2 separate regions of the Homo sapiens genome follow, and region 2 is linked to region 1. Evidence: chromatin loops called from intact Hi-C (ENCODE). Cell type or tissue: heart right ventricle. All regions are shown on one strand. Each heading gives the region's core, and the rest is flanking DNA. Links, peaks and the distances in the headings are about the cores only. Region 1 overlaps SVIL (supervillin). Region 2 holds the start of LOC105376474 (a long non-coding RNA gene).

Region 1 (4,399 bases), core at 249-4,248:
TGGGAGGATTGCTTGAGTCCAGTTCAAGGCTACAGTGAGCTATGATGGCACCACTGCACTTTAGCCTGGGTGACAGAGCAAGACCCTGTCTCTAAAAAACAAACAAGAAAAAAAAAAAGCAAGTGGGCAGCTGGATTTGGCAATGGCCATCGTTTGCTGACCCACGGGCTAGATCACTGCTCCATGTGTGTAATAAATGCGTTGCTGACTGGCATTCCCTGCCTAGCCAGTTCAGTTATTATATTACACTTTTATATTTCTGTTCAGTGGTGGTTGTATTATTTTCAACCTTTTAGTGGTCACTGTCAATAGTAGGGACTCCCAGCGCCTAGTATTTGATAAGTTTCCAGGATTGGGCATTTTAATCAAGAGATAAAAGGCTGTTTTTGCATATTGCTCTTTTATTTGGTATACCGCATTGACTTTTATATTGAAACATTTACTTCAATATTCATTTGCCATAATTTTCTTTTAGAAATCATTTGTGATTATATGAAATAATATTAGCTTTTACCTTATTGGAAATTGATAACATACAATTTAAAGTTCACCAGGCCCAAGGTCACGTTGATTTTGCCGACACATAATAATCTGCTTTCAGAGTTATAAGCAAAATCACTCAGTTCACAATTCCAATTGGATGGCATCCCAAGGGCTTAGATTCAAGAAAAAAATGTATTATTGGGAGTCCCCAATTTAGTACGTTATCAAGTGAATCAGGGCTTGTTTCTCTAATCAGTCTTGACCAAAACTTCTTTTTTTTGGCTGAGGAAGAAAAGCAATCAGAATTAGGATTTAGAGATTCTGAGAGCAAAGCCTTCTGGCTTCCAGTAGGTACCTTTGTTATTCAGCCTTCTTAGAAAGGTTTCCAGCCTGTCCAACTTCAGGTCCGATTCTAACTGCATATCTGGTCTGGCTTCGATATCTAGGCAAGCAGAAACCGTCAGTGAGACAGCATCACTAAGGCCTCTTCTGATCAGAAACTGCTTGGCGTGGCCGGGGCCTTGGCGACTTACCTTCCAGGGGTTTGGAAACGGGTGTGGTGCCTCTTGTTTTACCGCAAATGGGTGAGGCTACTGGGGTTATGGCAGTAGGTGACGCCAAACCTGTGGAACACACAGACGAGCTACTGAGCATCTCAGGGTCACTTCTGGAAATCTCCGGGACCCTGGTGGATCTCCAGAAATCCCAGGGTAGACGGCACAACATATAAGAATTTACACACATGCAGGCACACACACACACATTTCACACGTACCACGACTGTGGGACAACCAACTGCAAACGTAGACTGGATTTTATTATTTCCAAGGACTGTAGTGGCTGACAAGCCGATATTCCAAAATGAACGGTGGAGACGTGGGAAAACATGTCCATGACACGTTAACTTGGGCAAATGCAGCTGTGAGTTCTGAGGCCCTTCGGAGATGGCAGGGGCAGCTGAGAGTGCATTGGTGCCATCTGCAGAATGAGCTGTGTCACACTTGCCAGCAAGTGGCCCCCCGCAGTGGAGCTCTCCTCCAGGCTGAGGGGAGGGAGGGACAGTGGCCCTGGGGACATGACACAGACAGTAACCCAAGGAGGGCCAACCTTTCAGAAGAAATTACAGACCAGGGCAGGTCTGGACCGACTGTGCGTGTTGGAAGTCCTGTCCATCTCCCGTGTGGGCAGAAACAGGAAATGCTTTTCCTAGTATATTTACCGAGAAGCAGAGTGGGGAATCTTTAAAAGGGCAAGTGGTGAGAGACACATGAAAGGGAAAGGGAGGAATTCCTGCATGGAGAAAGTATCCAGCTGGAAGAAGAAAACTTAGTAAACAGAAGGATGAGTATCGCTTCCCTAATCTAAGTGGAAGGCATTGGAAAGAAAACTGATTAGTGCATTTACAAAAAAACAAAATGAGATGTGAATGTTCTCTGTACTCATTTGTAATAAATGTGAAATCCTTAGATGACATTGCCACTTAGATGACAATGCATCCCTGGACGAACAACATCGAGAGGTTATGCAAATCACTATCACAAGGAAAACCAAGGGAATAAATGATTCTGCCCCTTCCTCCTGTGAATGGGAGAAGTATTATAGCATTAAAAAATTTAATAAAAAAAACCATTAAATGGTTTAAAACTCAAGTTTTAGTAATATTCTACAAGTACGTCTCATTATATACATATATTTGATTGATGGTGTCAATAAAAGTTTTAAAATTTGTTTCAATTGCCAGAACTGCAAAGGGTTTCCATCCATGAGAAAGTAAACTTTCTTGAAAGATGATAAATAAAATCTGGTATCACAGGGTGGGGAGGGAAATCTTTACTCACTAGAAGGATGCTTAAGAGAAGAGACATCAGAGGAGTTCATTAGCACAGAGGCCGTTAACTCCGCAGCTAATGAACAGGACTGACTCTGAAGGCTGGTTTCCAAAGCAACCGGAGAAATCCATCCGTGTCCTGGCCGGTGCCGGGCAAACCCCGCTGCCATGGCTCCCCCTGCTGGCGGTTCAGGCAGTGGCACTATGCAAACGTGCTCCCCACCTAGCTAAGGATCCTTAGGGAATGAATGGCTCATGGCAGGGAGATGCAAATTACAAAATGTTAAAACAAAACAAAGATCTCCCCCATAGCTCTTTTCAATGAATTCTAGGTACAACAACCAGTCACCTACTCTCTTCGGGAACATTTTCACAGATGTCAATGTGGACAAGGGCAGTGGCATTTGGTAGTAAGAACCCACTTACAAATAAATTAGGGTTTTTAAGGTGGAAGAAAGAAAAGAAACCAAAGCGGAAAGTCATCAAGATAAAAGCCTGGGCTAGAAGCTGGAAAACCTGAGGTCTGGTTCAAGTTCTCAGTTCCAGTTCTACTTAGTCACCCTGCACCTAACGACGTGCTTCTGTTAAAGAAGGGTTGGGGCTCACGTTAAAGGAGTTTAAACATGAGTATCCAGTTCTGTGATCTGATGCAGAAAATTGGCAAATGGTACCTCATTCTGTGAGAGTAAATTATATTTTCACCATTCCAAGATAAGGTAAGAATAGATTTGTTAGAAAGGATTCCCCACTAAGATTTGAGTTAATCACCATTCAGGGATTTCCCACGTCTCGCTCCTTCCCTTCCTTCTACAAACATTCATTATATACCTATAATGAGTTAGGTACTCTTCATAAAAGTGTGGATTAAAGGTTCTGAGAAAAAGAAAAGCTAAGCCTCTATATTTGATGACAAGATGTTAAGAACAAGTGAATGTGAAAACGTATACCACTATGATGGGAAATCTGCTTTTAAATAATAGCTTAGAAAGTGATGGTATGTGCATATAGGTGACAAAGGGAACCCAAATTTTAATCATTTCCTGCAGGATATGAAATAAAGCCCCAAACACTCTTATGAAGCCTCAAAGCTCTCCAGTAACTTTACTAACCAAGTGATATGTAAGTCAGTTTCATAAATTTTTGAATATAGGCATCAAATCAGTTCCAAGAGCTCAGCAGCAGAAGATTGCAGCAGGGACATCCCACTGCCTAGGAACTGAGGACATATTTTAGACATCTATTAAAGCATATCCGGATTTGGCTTTGGTCAGTCAGAGAAATCAGGTTTGATGGAGAAGGACCTAGGAATTAACCTAAAAGGAAGAGGGGATAAACTTCTTTATTGTGAAAGGCTGACTTAGGGTACATGGTTGCCAGGTCAGAAGGAAATGGAAACAATTTAAAAGTAATTATGGGCTGGCGGGGTGGCTCATGCCTGTAATCCCAGCACTTTGGGAGTCCAAGGCAGGTGAATCACCTGAGGTCAGGAGTTCGAGACCAGCCTGGCAAACATGGCAAAACCCCGTCTCTACTAAAAATACAAAAATTAGCTGGGCATGGTGGCGCGCGCCTGTGATCCCAGCTACTCGGGAGTCTGAGGCAGGAAAATTGCTTGAACCTGGGAGGCAGAGGTTGCAGTGACCTGAGATTGTGCCACTGCACTCCAGCCTGGGAGACAGAGCGAGATTCTGTCCCCTCCACCAAAAAAAAAAAAAAAAAAAAAAAAAAAAAGAAAAAAGTAATTATGGGGGCTGGGCACAGTGGTTCACGCCTGTAATCCCAGCACTTTGGGAGGTCGAAGCGGGTGGATCACCTGAGGTCAGCAGTTTGAGACCACCTGGCCCACATGGTGAAACTCCGTCTGTATTAAAAAGATGAAAAATTAGCCAGGCATGGTGGTGGCGGCCTGTAATCCCAGCTACTTGGGGGGCTGAGGCGAGAGAATTGCTTGAACCCGGGAGGTGGAGGATGCAGTGAGCCGAGATCACACCATTGCACTCCAGCCTGGGCAACAAGAGTGAAACTCCGTCTAAATAAATAAATGTAATTATGGGAAAAGACCAAAATTTGTTAGCAGATTTGAACTGC
Region 2 (4,399 bases), core at 221-4,220, 89 kb before region 1:
TAATTATTGCCTCTTTTATTCTAAACCATGGAAGAAGAACCTAACAAATGATGTCCTTCTGTAAGAGTGAAGGTCTTCTGGCAATGTTCTCTTTAACCCATGATGAGAATTAAGAGGACTTTTGACTAATTATGAGGCAATGAATGTACCATTAAAGTTTCTCACCTACATTGGAACTTTATCTTTTATCTATCACCATATAAGGTTATTTATGTAGAAAGCTGGCTAAAAAAATCCTTCACAAATAAAAGTGCACCCTATAAGTGCACATAATAGACCCCCTTTTTATTTCTATTGTTCATAGAGGCATAAACAAGGAAAAAATATTCAAAGATATAAGAGTCTCATGATAGGCCAGGCACGGTGGCTGATGCCTGTAATCCCAGCACTTTGGGAGGCTGAGGTGGGCGGATCACCTGAGGTCGGGAGTTTGAGACCAGCCTGACCAACATGGCAAAACCCTATCTCTACTAAAAATACAAAATTAGCCAGGTGTGGTGGTACATGCCTGTAATCCCAGCTACTCGGGAGGCTGAGGCAGGAGAATTGCTTGGACCGAGGAGGTGGAGGTTGCAGTGAGCCCAGATGGCACCATTGCACTCCAGCCTGGGCAACAAGAGTGAAACTCTGTCTCAAAACATAAAAATAAAAAAAGAATCTCATGATAGTAGAAGTCTTGATCTGTGATCTTGGGAAAACCTGTTTACATCAAGGATGTCATCTTCTTTTCTGGAGAAACTTTCCTGTTTAGTTTTACCTTGAGGGTTCTAATGGGTGTACAGTTCCAAGGGTGTGGAGGGACCTTTCTCAGTTGTGAGTTTATGAACCCAAGGTTCAAGTTTCCAAAGTTTTGTTGCAGTGTGAATGGCAAGGACAGTCTTTCTCTGATGTTCTGAGAATATCCAATCTTCAGGTTCTAGATTGTGAAGGGGTTGATTGTCCCCAGCGAACCATAAAAAGCTTTCTTTACCTGGTGAAAATATACTGTGGGATGATAATTAACTGTTATAACATAAGACATGCATTGAAACTAACAATCGAATGAAATCTCTTTATGTTTAAATGACCCATCAGGTAGCCAAATGTACGTAAAGGTTTGATTGTCTTCCCAGGAATATGGAACCAAACACTGGTTTTAAACTATTTTCACAATTTATAAGTCATCACATCAATATATTCAATTTGGATTGTTTTATCTGTTCCATGATGAGTCATGGAATGCAGAACCTTTAATAACAACACATTTAAGGACTCAGGAAGGGCCAAGTGGCTGTCCTGGTTCTCCATGAGTCTATGCTTAACATGGGACTTTATGTCCTCTTGAATACCAGTTGTTTCTCCAATTTAGGTGCATAGCACCAACAACTAATGGGTTATTACAGATAATTTGACTTGGACCATGGAGTTCAAATTGTACATGTAAACAATTTCCGTATCGCCTGGTTTAACATGAAAATTTGGCAAAGTATTTTCTTAGTATTTAATTAATTTTTTTGTTCTACTTATGTTAGCACATTTATACAGGGAAATTTGGTTATTTCTGTGGTGTACAATAACTTAATAACCATAATTATGATTGACAACATATACTTAGACATATTATAATTAGTTTAAAAATAATAAGTGCTTAAATCAAATATTTTATTAGAAAGTAAAAAGTGTAATGCCTTTTAGTTCATGTGACTTAAGTAATCTCTTGGAAATAAAGACAGTTTTGAAGATTATTGGTAAAATAAAAATATCTTTAAAAATACAAACATTTGGTCTAAACTATGCAGGTCAGATATTAAGTTTGCTAAATGCTTTAAGGTCATAAACTGCTTCTTTGACTTTTAAAAATTGTTCAATTTACCCGAGAGGTGGAGCTTGCAGTGAGCCAAGATCCCGCCACTGCACTCCAGTCCGGGCGACAGAGCGAGACTCCGTCTCAAAAAAAAAAAAAATTGTTCAATTTCTTTTAGAGACATTAAATTCTAAATAAGGCCTGGGGATATATGGAATTAGCCATGCCCCCTAGCTATTCAAAGGAGGTTATAAAGAAAAGAGATTTTATATAAGAAAGGATCTTTTATGGTAAATTCTTGTCCTAAAGTAAAATAACTGGTTGTTTAAAAATAGGGATGCTTACGACAAGTCAGAAAGTCCAAACATGTTGTAGATGGTCTGTGTATGCTGTGAAAAGATTTATAAAAGAAAATTTATGCACCAAAAGTGACAGTCGCTAAGAATTACCATTATAACATGTAATTGAGACTACTTAAAAAATAGGCTTACATGCAAGGTGTGTGAGGAGAAGGAAATGTGTTTTTGGAAAGAGTTTATAAGAAGGCATGGGAATGTAAATTTTTGCCTAGTTTAGAGGGTTAAAGGATTGTTTAAAATTAAATAAAATAAAGCTAAAGGTTTAAACAAGTTATGGAAGGTTTGTAAAAATTAACTTTGTGAACATAATTCTATGTGTGAAAATATTGACTAATTAAAGCTCTTTCATATGTAAACATAACTCACATAATACATTTAAATACATAGACAGACAGAAGATAAAAGGACTCATTTTCCAAGCCAGGAATTGTACCCTGAACCTGGGCTGCATTGTGAAAAGAAAAAGCATGGCAGCATGGTTACAAGATCAAGCTCCCAAGGACATACAAGACAAGAGGGAAAACTCATCCAGTTTTTTTTTAGAGACCTGCAGCAAAGTTTGTAACTGACCAGCTTGCTGGGCCATCTTAAAAAGCAGGCTTACAGGTATCCTAAGCCTGTGTTCTATCCTAAGTTACCCTTATCCATTATAGAACACAGAAAGACACACAAAGCACACTAGATTCTCTACAGCTTAAGATTAGCCTCACGAATCCTTCATCTCATTAACTAAAACTTTACAGAGGAGATAAACAGTGATTTTTACTATTCATTCAACTAATTTGCACAGAGAAAGAGAGAGGCCAGAAGTCTGGTAAGAAATTCTTACCTTTTGCCAGTATGCCAGGCTTTTGGATTCCTCGGAGATGCTGGAGGAATCTGCATATTTTCAGTAGGATGTGCAGGGAAGGCCTCCTTAAGAAGGCAACATTTGAGCAAAGATCTGAAGTAGGCAAAGAAGCCATTTGGATATCTGGTAAAAGAGCTTTTCCAGATATTTAACAAATAATTTCCTAACTTATTCTACGTTTTATTTTTTGTTTTTGAGACACGGTATCTCTCACTCTGTCGCCCAGGCTGGAGTGCAGTGGTACAATCTCTGCTCACTGCAACTTCCACCTCTTAAGATTCCAGCAATTCTCCTGCCTCCACCTCTTGAGTAGCTAGGATTACAGGTGTGCGCCACCACACCCAGCTAATTTTTGTATTTTTAATAGAGACGGGGTTTCACATGTTAGCCAGGCTGGTCTCGAACTTCTGAGCTCAAATAATCCACCTGCTTAGGCCTCCAAAAGTGCTGGGATTACAGGCATGAGCCACAGCACCCAGCTAAGCTTTATGTGTATGTATTCTTTAATCAAATATCTATTGTATATGACATTAACTGCAGGTATAAGGAGATAAGACAAGATTACGGGTGTTCATTGAGTGCCTGCCATGTACCAGGCACTGTGCTAAGTTTAATGAATGAGGTTTGGTACCTTCACTAATATTTACAACTTAATGCAAGAGGCAAGGTGTAGACATACACCTCCTGCAGTTGGAGTGCAGCAGTTCTTACGAGGAGGAAGAGTTGGTCTGAGGTTGCACCACAAGAAGTTTATATGCACCTGACCTACCTGAAGTCTACACCTCCCTTTCAAGATGAATTAACATGTAAAGGGTGCTCCCCACTCTAACAGAGGGGAAGCCAGCAAGTTAATACCTGATCACACCTTTTATAGAGCACTGTGGTTAACAATCTGCCTTCCCAAAGTAACTCATTTAACCTTCATAACAATAAGAAGCAGTTGTTCTAAGAAGCCTTCGTGTCTCTGTCTGAGATGGAGAAAGGCTCAGAAGGCTGAGCAGTGTGACAAGGTAGAGTTCGACCTAAATTTAAGGTAACAGGATTAAAGCACAGCGCTTTTCGCACAGCAATACAGCTGTTATGAGCATTTGCTGAAATAAAACAGCTTGATATTCTCCTGACTCAGTCCTCTCCCACTGACAAGACAGAAAGAGAGCTGGGTTGAGGTCGGGGCGGATTCAGAGCCCACCGTGTCAGCAAAGACACATAAGGAACTCGCCCTCCGGAAAGACGCGGGGGAATTCTGGGAGTGCGCGGCCTTGGAGCGCGCACATGCGCGGCAGCTCCCGCTGCTGAATAGCTGAGAGGCGCACCCGGGCGGCCAGCTGGGCTCGGAGTGCAGCGGGGTTAGGATGGACGAGGACGTGTTGCACCCTGAAGAGCCTCATCATCGGTGAGAGTGGGGTG

The links. Peaks named below come from ENCODE experiments on the same cell type or tissue, not always from the same donor. Only the 100,000 strongest peaks of a DNase experiment are listed, where the experiment ranks them.
Region 2: it touches region 1 in a loop (10-fold over the local background); 3 of 110 quality-filtered maps call a loop at or near these places.

The regions. Positions count from the first base shown.
Region 1 is chr10:29,494,076-29,498,474 of GRCh38, forward strand. SVIL (supervillin) reads right to left here. Exons shown (of 38, transcript NM_021738.3): 19 at 1,017-1,106; 20 at 839-925. Among named protein-coding and RNA genes, the nearest start is that of MIR604, 49 kb to the right of the region's middle. RefSeq lists an enhancer at 2,283-2,784. In heart right ventricle, for the core only: CTCF peaks have their summits at 2,502 (motif pointing left) and 2,712; a DNase peak (open chromatin) is centred at 2,490.
Region 2 is chr10:29,405,274-29,409,672 of GRCh38, forward strand. It overlaps LOC105376474 (a long non-coding RNA gene), which reads right to left and starts at 4,180. Exons shown (of 3, transcript XR_930787.3): 1 at 2,972-4,180; 2 at 2,129-2,172; 3 at 618-984. SVIL-AS1 (SVIL antisense RNA 1) reads left to right here and starts at 4,261. Exons shown (of 3, transcript NR_110927.1): 1 at 4,261-4,385. In heart right ventricle, for the core only: no CTCF peak of the experiment used is centred there; no DNase peak of the experiment used is centred there; H3K4me3 peaks cover 689 bases; H3K27ac peaks cover 661 bases.